Linked DNA regions of Mus musculus: region 2 is linked to region 1. Evidence: chromatin contacts called from ENCODE Hi-C or POLR2A ChIA-PET data. All regions are on one chromosome and are shown on one strand. Each heading gives the region's core, a stretch centred on a gene start or an enhancer-like site at or near the end of the contact. The rest is flanking DNA. Distances are from core to core; before and after follow the strand shown.

Region 1 (7,184 bases), core at 1,679-4,178:
TCTAGGAGGCCATGCCAGAATCCCTGGAGTGGAATCAGAGGCTGCTCTTCTAGAGATCCTGAGTTCATATCTCAGCAACCACAAGGTAGCTCACAACCATCTGTAATGGGACCAAATGCCCTCTTCTGGTGTGCATGAAGTCAGGGTACTCATATACATAAAATAAATAAATAAATAAATCTTAGAAAGAAAAGTAAGAAATACTTTACGGGTTTTTTTTCATTGACTTTTTAAAAATATTTTTATTAGCTATTTTCCTCATTTACATTACTTTACGTTTTTTAAATTAGTATCACTTAAACTATATATGGATAATCTGACCAAATCTCATAGAGAGGCAGTGTATCGGAGAGGTTGCTGAAAAAGGAACAAACTTCCCAGGGGTCACCTCTGAGCAGCACTAGGCCCATAGCATAATTTTCAGCATGGCTAACTCTACAATTTATGATAACTCTGACGTGAGCTACAGTCAAACCCGCATGTGCAAAGCGGTATTGCTAAAGTAGAGGGCAGAACATTGTAGCAGCCCAGGAGACTTGCATTGTGTCTGGTGTCTGCTGGTTTTCTTGGAGTCCTTTGGAGTCTTTGTAACAGGTAAACATGTTTCTCTTGCTGCTTCCCTCCCTATGTCTTTCAACATATTTTTTTTTTACTATGATGCATCTATTTATGGGCCCTTAATTAACTAGTTAATTAATTTGCCAATCTGGCTTAAAACTAGCTTAGTAGCTGAAAACCTTATGCTTCAGGCGCTCCTATCTCGGCCTCCTAGGTGCTGGGATTACAGCTGGATCGAATGTGTTGCTCCCAGGCTCGATTTATGCAATCCTTGGACTTGAACATAGAGCTCCTGTCAGGCTAAGTAAGCACCCTCCCCCATTGAACTACGTCCTTATGGCCATCTGAGGAGCTGCCTGAATGATTTCCTTCTGTACGGCTACAACCGCAACCATAACGCTGAACAGGGTATTGAGAGCGAACATTCTTGTTACCATCCTCGAAAGCTAACATTTATGTAGCCTTTTACAGTGAAGTAGGTGGCTAGCTGTAAGTTTTTATGACTCTTTTTCTTTTCTTTTCTTTTTTTTAAATTTTTTTTTCGAGACAGGGTCTCTCTGTGTAGCCCTGGCTGTTCTTGAACTCACTCTGTAGCCCAGGCTGGCCTCAAACTCAGAAATCCTCCTGTCTCTGCCTCCCAAGTGCTGGGATTAAAGGCGTGCGCCACCACTGCCCAGCGAGACTCTTTTTCTTTAGACAGGTTCTTATAGCCTAAGCCCAGGTTAGCCTCAAACGTATAATCCTCTTTCTCCCAGTGTCCTAAGAGCTGGAATTGCGAGTATTTGCCATCATGGCTAGGGGAAAACTGTCTCTGATTTTTCTGCACGAGGCTGAGTTCCTTGGATCTTATTTTCTCAAAATTTAGACGTTTTGAAGCTATTATTTCATTTAAAAAATTATTTCTTCTTTTTCTAACTCCAGTCCTGTGAGTGGTGGACTACATTGTCGTGTCTCATAGGTCACAGAGATCCTATACATTTTTATTGTATATTATATTAATTGTACAATACTGTATGTTATTATAAACTATCTGCTTTATTTTTAGATGTAAAATAAAAAAAAGAAAAATACTTTTCGAAGGTTCTGTGTCCAGTTGTCTGACAGATGTCTCAGTGGTTAAGAGCACATGGTACTCTTGCAGAGGACCCATGTCAACTCCCAGGAACCCTCGTGGTGCCTCACAACCATTTGTAACTCCAGTCCCAAGGGTCAGACGCTCTCGTTGACTTCCCCAGGAACTAGGCAAGCATAGTACACATACATGCATGCAGACAGACACTCATGCACATAAATCTTTTAAAAAGAAATCGCAAAGGTGTGAGTCCAACACACAATCAACTGGCAAATGGCTGTACCTTCTTTTGTTCTGCATAGAACAGTGCTCACTTGGTATATCGTGCATTGACCTCGCAGGAATCCCTAACAGCAACTTAACTTTTTAGCTAACTTAAAATATTTTTTGAGGTTTCATTCAACAAAGGATGTGTTGCTACTGGTCGTGCACTTCTTTTCTTTTTTAAGATTTATTTATTTATTTATTTATTTATTTATTATAAGTACACTGTAGCTGTCCTCAGACACAGCAGAAGAGGGCATCGGATGTCATTACAGATGGTTGTGAGCCACCATGTGGTTGCTGGGATTTGAACTCAGGACCTCTGGAAGAGCAGCAGTTAGTACTCGTAACCACTGAGCCATGCACTTCTAAGTTTCCAAGAAGGCTTGCAAAAACTCACCAAGTAGGACTGGCCAAGATGCCAAGGCACCTGCCGCCAAGCCTGAGGGCCTGAGTTAGATCCCCTGCACTCACTCCACAGAAAGAAAGCACTGACGCCCGCAAGATGCCCTCCGACCTCCACACACGTGCCGCGGAAGGTGCGTGAGCACGCAAAACCCACAAAAATAAATGTAAATTAAAGTGTGATTAAAACTTGAAACGTTGACCAGAGCTCCTAGCGTCGTAAAGACGTTCCTAAATTGTTTGAAAGTACATGCCAGCCGAGGAAAGTGGAATAACAACAGCTGAGCCAAATGAGAACTTCACCTCGACAGGTGAAAAGTCAAAGGACACAGGCAGAGCTGTCCATTAACCCCAGGACTGGCCGGGACTTTAACCAGCAGCTGATCTTGTGTTCACAGCACGTGCGCTGCTTCACTCTGGAGGGAAGATGAGCGGACTGACTCCTGTCTTCATCTCCGGTGCTCTGTCCTTCCTCCTGCAGCATCAGGAGCAGGCCTAACCAGTGGCGAGGCCAGGCTCCGCGCGGTCCTAGCTCTGTCCAGCCCTGCCCAGCGCCCGGGCTCTCCGCCGCTCCCCAGGCCCCGCCCACGGCCGCCCGTCACGTGACGACGCGCCCCGCCCCCTGCCCCGCCTCACGTGATCTCGCCTAGGGAGAGAAAGCCTGACCCCGTCTCCTGCGCTCACCGGCGTCTCTCCGCAGCTCTCGGTTCCCCCGCGGAGCTTGGCCGCCATGCGGCTCCCTTCGGCAGCCGGGCCCCGGCCGGGCCGTCCCCGCCGCCTGCCGGCGCTGCTGCTGCTGCCGCTGCTGGGAGGCTGCCTGGGGCTCGTGGGGGCGGCTCGCAGGCCCAACGTGCTGCTGCTGCTCACCGACGACCAGGACGCGGAGCTCGGCGGCATGGTAACTCGTGTCCACGCCCTCCCCTTGCCCCTTTGCTGGGCCGCTTGGCCGTGGGTGGCTGTGCGCGGTCACTCCGGGCCCTCCGGGAGCTTGGACGAGTCATGGGACCCGGCTTCCTCCCCCGAGCTCACCCACAGGCTCGCACCGTGCGCACGGTGCCTCCAGCCTGGACCTTACTGCTGCAGTGGACACTCGCCGCTCAGGGCAAACCTGTGGAGGCCAGTGATTGATTAGGGAGATCCGAGGCCACGTCAGCCCTCTTCACGGAGGACCTGGGACGTCGGCATCCGTGCTTCTGTGGTGGCTATAAAAGTGGGTTTGTAGGCTGTCGAGCTGTTATTGACAGAGAGTGTTTTTGCTTAAGAAGCATCAAAACCAAAATCAATTGGCCTAATCGAACAGTTGGCTGAGGCATTACTGTCAGGGCTCCAATTTAGGTCTAATGGGTGTTAGTCATGAAGACTGCATTTCCTTCCCAGTCACTTCTGCTCTTTCGAGGTTCCGGAATTTGACCTTTGGGAACATGAACGCCAATCTCCATCCATTGGTGCTCTAGGGATTTGCCCAAAGCACTGAGCGGGAGGAGGCAGATTAGGACCAACCCTCCAATGGTATTCCGTCCTGGGTCAGCATTGCTCTCACTAAAAAGGAAAAAGAAACAAGTCGAGACTCTCTCCCTCTTTCGGTTCTCCTTCTGCTTTCAGCTGATTGCGGTAGCTGTGAAACCTCTAAGCAGGAGGGTCCTACTTTTTCCTGTGTGGTCATTAACCCTGGCTCAATGTCCTTCAAGTTGCTGGTCCCAGCTGATCAGTGAGTTGTGAAATGAGTCTAGTGAGCCAACATTTTGGTTTTCCACGTGTCACATGTGATAATGGTTAGCAGAGCCTGTGTATTTCTGGGCTGGGCAGTAACACTTTGCCTTCCGCGAACTGTCTTTTTCTAGATGGTGTTCTGTTACCAATCCCCTTGGCCCTTCTCTATATCTACATAGATCCCATTCATCGCCTTGTTGCTGTTGTGGTATCCCCTGAGCCATAAGGATGTTGAATCTCTTCTCCCCTCCCACCCTGCTGGAGGGCCTGCTAAGCCAGTTCTCTCTCAGAGCGAGCCCCCACCCCCTGTACCAAAAGTCTTGACTTAATTCCCTCTTAGGTTTTATTATCCCTCCCTCCAACAGTTCCCATAGCTCTCTTCTCTTTCTTTCTCTTTCTCTTTGCTTTATTTCGTTTGTTTGGTTGTGTTTTGTTTCGTTTTGAGACAGGGTCTCACTGTATAGCCGCGGCTAGCCTTGAACTCACAGAGATCCATCTTCTGTTTCACCGGTGCTGGGATTTCAAAAAAAAAAAAGTATTTTGTTCAGGAAAAAAAAAAAAATGCTGTCTCTCCCAGAGTACTCAACAGGTCAGCCTTAATACTGCTGTTGGAAACAAAATCCACTACTTACATATAAGGTGCCCCAGCTTAGTGACTGTCACTTAGCACAGCTGTTGTCTGTGTATAGTCGAGGTCTTTCACTTTGTGTTAATGGTACTTGCCTCTAGAACTTTCTCTTTTTCTGTTTGCTTCTTTATACCAGTAGGATGTGTGTATAGGGGGAGCGTATGTGCACACAGTGGCCTGAATAGAGTGGAGGTTAGAAGACGGCGTCCCCCCTTCTCCACGAGTGTCCTGGGAGCTTAAACTCCTCAGGCTTGGCAGAGGTTTGCATGTACCCTTGAGTCACCTCGATGGCCCTGGGCTCTTTTTTTAAAATATATATAAAGTATTTGTAGTAGCCAGAGAAACCAAAACAAAAGAAGCTTGCAGCTTCCCACACATGTTCTGTCAACAACATGGGTTCCTTCCCTGGATCGTACAAGTGCCGTGGACGCTAAATAAATGAGGAAATGGTGTTTGCTTGTTTTAAAGCTGCAGCCCCTAGCACTTCAGGGAATTCTGACTTTTCTGGTGGCCCCTTGTGGAGTCGTGACACTGACTGTCAAATAGGATAGCAGAGTGACGAGCTGAGCCGGGGTGATGTTTAAGAACTTCCTCCGTGCCGGGCAGAGGGTGAGGTGTCTCCTGTTCGTATTTCTAACATCACGGAAGCTGCCTGTGGCAGACAGCTGAGGGGCAACAGGTTTCTCTGCTTTGCGAAAACACCGTGGTAGCCCCGTCTCACCACATGTTGCCTCAAGGCCACAGGGGCGCTTTGCACTGAGTCTTCAGTGGCATTCTGGAATGTCGTCAGTGGGGTTCACCCACGGTACTTAATTTATGAATAAAGCCTTATGTATAGTGTCTCTACCAGAGAGAGGAATTGTGTTTCAGATTGACACAATAGCAGGCAAGGTAAGGAATGGGGACCCCCATACACACGCACCCACACTGGCTCACATCAAAAGTTGATATCCCTTGATTTCCATTTAATGTGATTTTTTTTTTCAAGACAGTCCACGTCCTAGTTAGGGATACGATTGCTGTGATGAAACACCACGGCCAAAAGCAACTTGGGGAGCTAAGGATTTATTTGGCTTGAATGTTCATTGTCACAGCACGTCCAGGGAAGCCAAGGCAGGGATTCAAACAGCACAGGAACCTGGAGGCCAGAGCTGATGCAGAGGCCACGGACGGTGCTGCTTACTGGCTCGCTCCACCCACGATGGGCTGGGCCCTCCTCCAACAATCACTAGTTAATAGAATGCTCTACATGCAGGCTTGCTTACAGCCTAATCTTATGGAGGCGTTGTCTCAATTGAAGCTCCCTCCTCTCAGATGAGTTCAGCTTGTGTCTGGTTGACATAAAACTATCCAGCACAGTCCAGGGTGACTCAGTTATCCCTGTAGCTGAGGTTATCCCTGTAGCTGAGGATGTACTTGAAACCCTTCTCCTCATGCATCTACCTCGCACGAGCTGAGACTACAGGAATGCACCACATTTAATAAAAAAAAAAAATGTGTATGGGAGTCCTGCCTCCATGTATGAGTGTACAGCTATGTGTTGCTGCCTGCTGCCGGCGAAGGCCTCAGGAGTGATCCAGATGAGTTAGAACGAGAGCTAGAGATGGTTGTGAGCTGTCATGGGGGTGCTGAGAATCAAACCTGGGACCTTTGGAAGAGCAGCCAGTGCTATTTTCTATGGAGCCATCTCTCCAGCCTCTGTCAGTTATCTTTACCCTATTTTATGTGTGGTCACCTCATCTTTCACAGTTAATACTCCACTGTATTGTCCCATGTGCCACCTGAGAGACTGTGGTTTTATTAGGTTTTGCAGGGCATGGCTTTTCCCTCTTAATGATGAGCACGGGTTTTGTTTTTTAAGTCATTTATTTACTCTAGGTAAAGGGAGTGGGGGGTTGGTCAGGGGCCACTCGGGAACAAGGGAAAGAGTAAATGTGACATTGCTCTGCCTAAAGCAAGATGACTTCCATTGTTTAAAGGCAGTCAGCTGCTGAGTTACAGGAACCATCGAAACCTTTGGCGCGCTGTTGCCTGAGATCAGGGAAGTCAGTGAAGCCTTTGGTTTTTATAAAGGGATTGGCTTAGGGTAAGTAAAGCTACACGTTTGCTCAGGAGAGTAAAGGCGGCTGTTTCTTAATACCGTCACATGGTTTCCACCCGACCAGCCACTGTCACCTCAGATTAGCACGGATAACTGTCTTCAGTCTAGTGCAATCTCTCAACTGGGACTTGTTCAACCATACGTAGATGATCAGCGTAAAGTTCTAAACTGAAATGCCTACGCAGCCTTGCCTTCCACTCCTCCCTTTCTGTCTCTTGGGTTTTTTTTTTCTACCACAGTGGCTCCTTCCTGTTTGCCCTGTTAGGCTATTTGCCAGCCTCAGCCAGCGAGCTCCACTCCCCCTCGCTCGGACTCTCAGCAAGGCTCCCTGCTTTAAGGGCCTACCTGGTGCCGTTCTGAAGTAGCTTCCTGCTTTTCTTCCCACCAGGTGTGTCACATGGCCGCTGTACTCTCTCTCACTTGCACTCTCTGAGGTCATTGGTCAC
Region 2 (7,184 bases), core at 1,520-4,019, 150 kb after region 1:
ACTATAACAGGTGATTGAAAAGTAAAGGACATTTGTGTGAATGTGTATCTCTATGTATAAGTGTGTTCTTGTGTGTATGCGATGTAGTATATGTATGTATGTGCATGTTTATGTTGAATGTGTGCAGTATGTCTGTGGTATGTATTTGTGTGAGGGAGGGTGCGAACTCACTCTGTTAACCAGGCTGGCCTTGAACTCAGAAATCCGCCTGCCTCTGCCTCCTAAGTGCTGGGATTACAGGCGTGCGCCACCACTGCCCGGCTCTGAGAAATACTTTTAAGCTTTCTTCCTCCTCTTCGTGTATGTGTGTGTGGTGTTCATATGTGTAGTATATGGGTGTGTGTGTGCGCACGCACACTAGAGTGTGCCCGTGTGTGCGTGTGTATGTGTATGCATATATGTATGTGTGCTCTCAGAGGCCAAGGGAGGACATTGAGTATCCTACACTATCACCCCCCACCCTAATCCCTTGAGACGGGATCTCTCATGAAACTGACAGCTAAGCTGGTCGCCAACAAACCTCAACAGTCAATTCTACTGTCTCTGCCCCAGAGCCCTGGCATGACTGGCGCACACAAGGCGCACACAACCCAGTTCCTTACATGGGCGCTAGGGATCGGCGCAGATCCTGAGGTTTGCTTAGCAGATGCTTTCCCCGCTGAGCCATTGCTCCATTTAATCTCGTTTTAAAAAATAAACCCGCCGGGCGTGGTGGCGCACGCCTTTAATCCCAGCACTTGGGAGGCAGAGGCAGGCGGATTTCTGAGTTCGAGGCCAGCCTGGTCTACAAAGTGAGTTCCAGGACAGCCAGGGCTACACAGAGAAACCCTGTCTCAAAAAACCAAAAAAACAAACAAACAAACAAAAAAAATCCCTTCCCCAGAGGCTGCCTCTAAGTGAGACATGGGATTTAATAACGAAAGGGCTCCAGAAGACAAATCCGATACAGTGCTAAGGTGACTCTTCAAAGCCTAGAGAGATAATTGGCTGGGCTGAGCAAAGTAGGAACACTTGTGACCCTGACAAAAGAGAAGGAGTCTCCAGGGAAGATGAATCTGGGAGGACCCAGAAGACATTCAGTCCCTAAGGCCTTCAGGACTCAACGCGGGCACCGTCATCTCTAAGAAGCTCCGAGGTGGCTCTTCTCTTCGGGTCAGGACTGAGGGTAGATGTCACTGTTATGGACCGGATATCCATGGATATGATGAGGGCCCCAAAGAAATACTGGCCAGGTGGTGCCACTGAAGTCTCAGGAGCCACTAGGCCACATTGCTATTACTGATGAGTGCACTAGACAGGCAAGGGGCCACGACCCCCAGGACTTGTGACTTAGTTAAAACAGTGTGTGTTCCAGGAATAAGACTGACGAGAATCTAGAGTGCTGTTTCTATACCAGAAGAAGGTGGGAGGCCGAGGGAGGGAGACATTCCCACAGAAGGCCACATCCCTTCAAACCCCCGCTGACTGACAAGGTGGCTGGGTTCCGAGGAGGAAGGACCCTGCCACCAGGGCCGGGACCTACTGTTACCATCCTTACAGCCATTCTTCAGAGAAACCTTTAGACCTGGGTAACTGGAGAGCTGAGAACGGAGTGTTTCATCTTTTCTTTTTCTTTTTTCTTTTAAAGATTTATTTATTTATTATATGTAAGTACACTGTAGCTGTCTTCAGACGCACCAGAAGAGGGCATCAGATCTCTGTTACAGGTGGTTGTGAGCCACCATGTGGTTGCTGGGATTTGAACTTCGGACCTTTGGAAGAGCAGTCGGGTGCTCTTACCCCCTGAGCCATCTCACCAGCCTCGTGTTTCATCTTTTCAAGGACTACCAGACTAGAGAGCAATGGGCTCCATTCCTGGAGCTAGCCCTCTCCTTTCTGTACTTATGGGCCTCTGACAGAGAATATTTGGCTGCGGTGCACATGGCAACCATGTCTGGCCATGTTCTACTGACCCTCCTGCCTTTACCTCGAAGGGGCTGAGATTACAGATGTGTGCCACCAAGACCCGATGGATGCTAAGAAAGCACTTTGCCAACTAGCCTACAGCTCTAGCCTCTCTTTTTAAAAATTAATTGGTTTTTGAGGTGCCGGGCATTCGGTTTAGAGCCTCACATGTGCGGGACAAATGTTCTAGCACAAGCCAACACCCTCGTCCCTCCTCCCCCTCCTCCTTCCCCCCTCCTCCCTCCTCCCCCTCCTCCCTCCTTCCTCCTTCTTCCTCCCTCCTCCCTTTTAAAGCAGAACTTTTATGTCCTTTAGGAATGCCCAGTAGGAAAGGAGAGAAAGAGGGGGAACAGTATTAGTGGAGGATTGAGCCTGAATATAAAAAATATGCTTATCATTTCCTTATTTCGTAAAAGTTGCTTAACCTCTCTAAACCTTGGTCTCCTTTGTAAACTTGATCTCATTTGTAAACATTGGGAAGAAATATCATTTCGTGCTGAGAGGGTCAGCAAGATGACTCAGCAGGTAAAGGTGGTGCTGCACAGGACTGGGGTCCTGAGATTGATCGCTGGAAGGAGAGAACCAATTCTACAAAGCTGTCCTGGGAACGCTACGCCTGCGCTGTGGCACATAAGCCTCCTTCCTGCATGTGCGCAAACACAGGGGGAAAAATCCATTTAGAAATACCTTGCACTGTGGCAAGGGTGACCCCAAGGTTCTCTGAACAGCACTCGGAGTCTTTCTGAACGTTCACGTTCGTGATGTTGGCGACCTGGGCCTTCTCCAGACCATTCAGCGCGTGGAGCCTTTAGAAGACAGGTCAGAAACTGACCAACATCGCAGCATAAGGAGTTAGTGTTAGAGCGCCCTCTGCGGGTGGCACCACAAACAACAGGCTGTTTAGTCTAAAAACCCTAACTGACCAAACTGCTCAGTCATATCTTACATCCCGCTTTGGAGTGGTTGAATTTTCTCTTTTTCTTTATTTTGATTTTTTTTCGATACAGGGTTTCTCTGTATAGCCCTGGCTGTCCTGGAACTCACTTTGTAGACCAGGCTGGCCTCGAACTAAAAAATCCGCATGCCTCTGCCTCCCCAGTGCTGGGACTAAAGGTGTGCACCACCACGCCCGGCTTTGGTTGAATTTTCTAATGGAGTTTAAATATTTATATGAATTTGATTTTTAAGTTTAATTTATTTTATTTGCTTTCTTAGATGAGATTTTGCTACTTTGGTCAGTCTGTCTTGAACTCACGAGCAGCTAGGATTAGATGTGTCTGATCCTAAATTTTAAAACATGCTTAAGAGTTGGTCATAGTGAGTGGCACACACCTTTAATCCCAGCACTTGGGAGGCAGAGGCAGGCAGATTTCTGAGTTCGAGGCCAGCCTAGTCTACAGAGTGAGTTCCAGGACTGCCAGGCCTACACAGAGAAACCCTGTCTTGAAAAATCAATCAATCCATCAATCAATTAATTAATTAATTAAAACAAAATAAATGTTAAAAATGACTGTGCAGGAAACTACAGATAAAATTATAGTTTGACAAGCTTTTTAACAAAGATTTATTTACTATTATACATAAGTACACTTTAGCTGTCTTCTGACACACCAGAGGAGGGCCTCAGATCCCACTACAGATGGTTGTGAGCCACCATGTGGTTGCTGGGATTTGAACTCAGGACCTCTGGAAGAGCAGTCAGTGCTCTTAACCACTGAGCCATCTCCCCGGCTGTAGTTTGACAACCTTGCTTATGAACTTCTGGTGTCTCAGTCAGTGTTCTATTGCTGTGAAGAGACACCATGACGAAGTCAACTCTTATAAAAGAAAGCATTTCATTGGAAGCTAGCTTACAGTTTCAGAGGTTTAGTCCATTATCATCATGACAATGAGCATGGCAGCACACAGGTAGACTTGCTGCTGAGGGGTTTCTAAGAGTTCCTGAGGGTGTATCTAAGAGTCTCTACAGCCAGATTCGTAGGTGATAGGAAGACTGTGAGTAGCTTGAGCGTGTGAGACCTCAAAGCCCGCCCCCACAGTGACACACTTTCTCCAACAAGGCCACACTTCTTAGTAGTGCCACTCCCTATGAGCCAAGTATTCAAACCCATAGGCCATACCCATTCAAACCACCACAGCTGGTAAGGGTGTAAGATGATATTCGTTCCATTTATGAATTTTTAAGTGCATGATTTGGGAGGGGGTAACCATAGACACAGCCCGGCAGTTAAGAGTGTATATTGCTCTTGGGAAGAGCTGGAGTTCCATTCTTGTCACCCACGTGACTCAGCTCACAACTGACTATAACTTCAGCTCCAGGGGCATCCAATGTTGCTGACCTATAGGCACAAACCACACATGGACACATCATTTAAAATCATGGACATTTTAAAGAGAGCTACTAGTGGTGCAAGACCAAGAAGTCTCCCTCAGGAACCTGCACTGAGGAACGGAGCAGAAAGTAGGGGTGGATGTTTATATAAAAATAATATTCCTGGGCTGGAGAGATGGCTCAGTGGTTAAGAACATTGACTGCTCTTCCAGAGGTCCTGAGTTCAATTCCCAGCAACCACATGGTGGCTCACAACCATTTGTAATGGGACCTGATGCCCTCTTCTGGGTTGTCTGAAGACAGCTGCAGTGTGTACACTTATAAATAAAATAAATCACCGGGTGGTGATGGCACACACGTTTAATCCCAGCACTTGGGAGGTAGAGGCAGGTGGATTTCTGAGTTCGAGGCCAGCCTGGTTTACAAAGTGTGTTCCAGGACAGCCAGGGCTATACAGAGAAACCCTGTCTTGAAAAAACCAAAAATAAGTAAATAAATAAGTAAAATAAATCTTTTTTTAAAAAGGAAGCTTCAGTTAAAAAAAAAATTCTCTATGTGGTGGTAGTGCGTGCCTATAATCCTGGCACTAAAGTTGAGCCAAGAAGACCGTGAATATGAAGCCGGTCAGGTCTACACAGAAAATACTAGGCCAGCCTGAGTGAGATATGTGATCCTCATCTTAAAAAAAAAAAGTTACTATTACTGCAGTTTTATTTATAACATTAGGAAACAACAACAACAATGGCTAGAGAGATGGCTCAGTGGTTAAGAGCACTGACTGCTCTTCCAAAGGTCCAGAGTTCAAATTTTCAGCAACCACATGGTGGCTCACAACCATCTGTAATGGGATCCGATGCCCTCTTCTGAAGACAGCTACAGTGTACTTATATATAATACATAAATAAATCTTTTAAAGAGAGAGAGAGAGAGAGAGAGAGAGAGAGAGAGAGAGAGAGAGAGAGAAAGAAACAACAATGAAACCAGGAAGAGTTCAATCAAGTCTAAGATGCAGTGTTAGAACAAGGAAGCCATGCTTTCACAATGGGATGAGCGGAGACGAAGCTATGCCTTTCTGTCTGTACAATTCTAGTTTTACCAAGAAATAACTGTAAACAGTGCACAGTCACAAACGACAGGAATTGAAGGTACTCAGGAATTCAGAGCAAGTGTCTCCACTTGGGGGATGACAGGAAGTTTAAACGTTTTTTTCCCCTCAAACTTTGTTACATGTTCCAAATTCTCTGTAATAATTGTCTATTACATTCATAATAAGAAAATTTGTGCAGTACAAAAGTCAGCCAGATTTGAGCTTCCTAATCTTCACAGCTATAAATGTAGAAAGTGAATGTCAGGTTTTATTAAAATTTAAGTTCAGGACTGGAGAGACTGCTTAGCTGTTAGGAACACTGGCTGCTCTTCTAGAGGTCCTGAGTTCAAATACCAGCCACCACCTGGTGGCTTAAGACCATCTATAAAGGGAGGTAATGTCCTCTTCTGTCATGCAGGCACACATGCAAATAGAGCCCTCATAATACAAATAAATACATCTTTTTTTAAACAAAACAAAAATCTAAGTTTAGGGAATAACTAAATATGTTAGAGTTTTTTGTTATTAAGTGTATCTGTGTGTATGCAGGTAGGGGTGTGTGTGTGTATGTGTGTATGTGTGTGTGTGTGTGTGTGTGTGTGTTCAGTAAGTCAAAAATCCACCTCTGGTATTGTTCCTCAGGAAAATTAATATTTATTTATTTATTTCGGAGTCCAGGTCTCTCACCAGCCTGGAATTCATTAAGTAGGTTAGTCTGGCTGGCCACTGAGCCCCGGGGAGCTGCCTGTCTCCACTTCCTCAGCTCTGGGGTTACAAGTGTGTGTCACCATGCCCTGATTTTTTGACATGGGCTTTTGGGCTCAAACTTGTGTCTTTTTGCTTGCAGGGCAAAGGCACCTACTAAACCATCTCCCCGGTCCCTGAAGCCCAGGCTGACCTCACACTTCCTCTGCTGTGAACCTTGACCCCTGCCTCCACCTCTATGGCTGGGACCACAGGTCAAGTTTACAGTTTCTCTTTCATTTTGGGAGACAGAGTCTTTCTCTGTAGCTCAGGCTAGCCTGAGATCTCATCATGTAACTGTGGCAAACCTCTTGCCTCAGCTTCCTATGTCTTGGGATTAAGGTATACAGCACTGGCTAGCTATGTATGTATGTATGTATGTATGTATGTATGTATGCATGCATGTATGTATGTATTTATTTATTTAATGTGACGTTAAAGTGAAACCCGGGACTTCGTGAATTATTCTAGATGAGCTACTTTCCCATTCCTAAATATATTTCATTTTGAAATTTTATCTTTAGACTTCTTTATTTTATATGCATCGGTGTTTTGCCTACATATGTGTATAGACACCGCATGCATGCCTGGTACCTGAGAAGGTCAGAAGAGGGGGTGGGATCTCTGGAACTAGAGTTATAGATGTCTGTGAGTCAACATGTGGGTACTGGGAATTGAACTCAAGTCCTCTGCAAAAGTAACAAGGGCTCCCAATCACCGAGTCGTCTCTTCAAGTCCCCTCAGCCCTGAATACACTTTAAAGGAGGACTTACAGTTGAAAAGAGTTTTAACACAGTATTTTGGCGGATTAGTTGGTAAGACATCTGGTGTGCATATAGGAACTTGAATGTGGATTCCCCGAATCCATCGTCAGACCAGGCTTTTTATGTGAGCGACCAAAACGCAGGTTCTCTTGAGCATAGAACAAGTACTTGATCAACTTTACTGACTTTCTAGCCCTCTACTTTAAAAACATCGATACAATGTCTACAGCTGGTGACTATTTGTTACAGTCTTATAGAGAACAAAAAGAGAGGAATTTGAAGTTTCATAAAACAAGAGAAATACTACTTAAGA

The links. A loop is a pair of places that touch in the nucleus more often than their neighbours do. ChIA-PET counts read pairs that join two places held with the same protein, here RNA polymerase II (POLR2A).
Region 2: a map of regulatory T cell shows a loop between it and region 1 (2.2-fold over the local background). The contact joins the enhancer-like site here to the promoter of Gns in region 1. A Hi-C loop is called at or near these places in 1 of 37 maps with a recorded cell type or tissue (regulatory T cell). POLR2A ChIA-PET finds 5 or more read pairs at or near these places in 1 of 5 experiments (Patski).

Annotation. Positions count from the first base shown.
Region 1 is chr10:121,362,162-121,369,345 of GRCm38, forward strand. Gns (glucosamine (N-acetyl)-6-sulfatase) reads left to right here and starts at 2,929. Exons shown (of 14, transcript NM_029364.4): 1 at 2,929-3,197. The coding sequence starts at 3,030. Gm51786 (a long non-coding RNA gene) reads left to right here. Exons shown (of 3, transcript XR_003948972.1): 3 at 773-1,106.
Region 2 is chr10:121,513,627-121,520,810 of GRCm38, forward strand. The region is part of intron 1 of Gm35696 (a long non-coding RNA gene); the gene reads left to right. Among named protein-coding and RNA genes, the nearest start is that of Gm35696, 7.1 kb to the left of the region's middle. Within about 2 kb of position 2,770, at least 1 of the 3 ENCODE cell types and tissues checked has a DNase peak (open chromatin) inside an H3K27ac peak, as active enhancers do.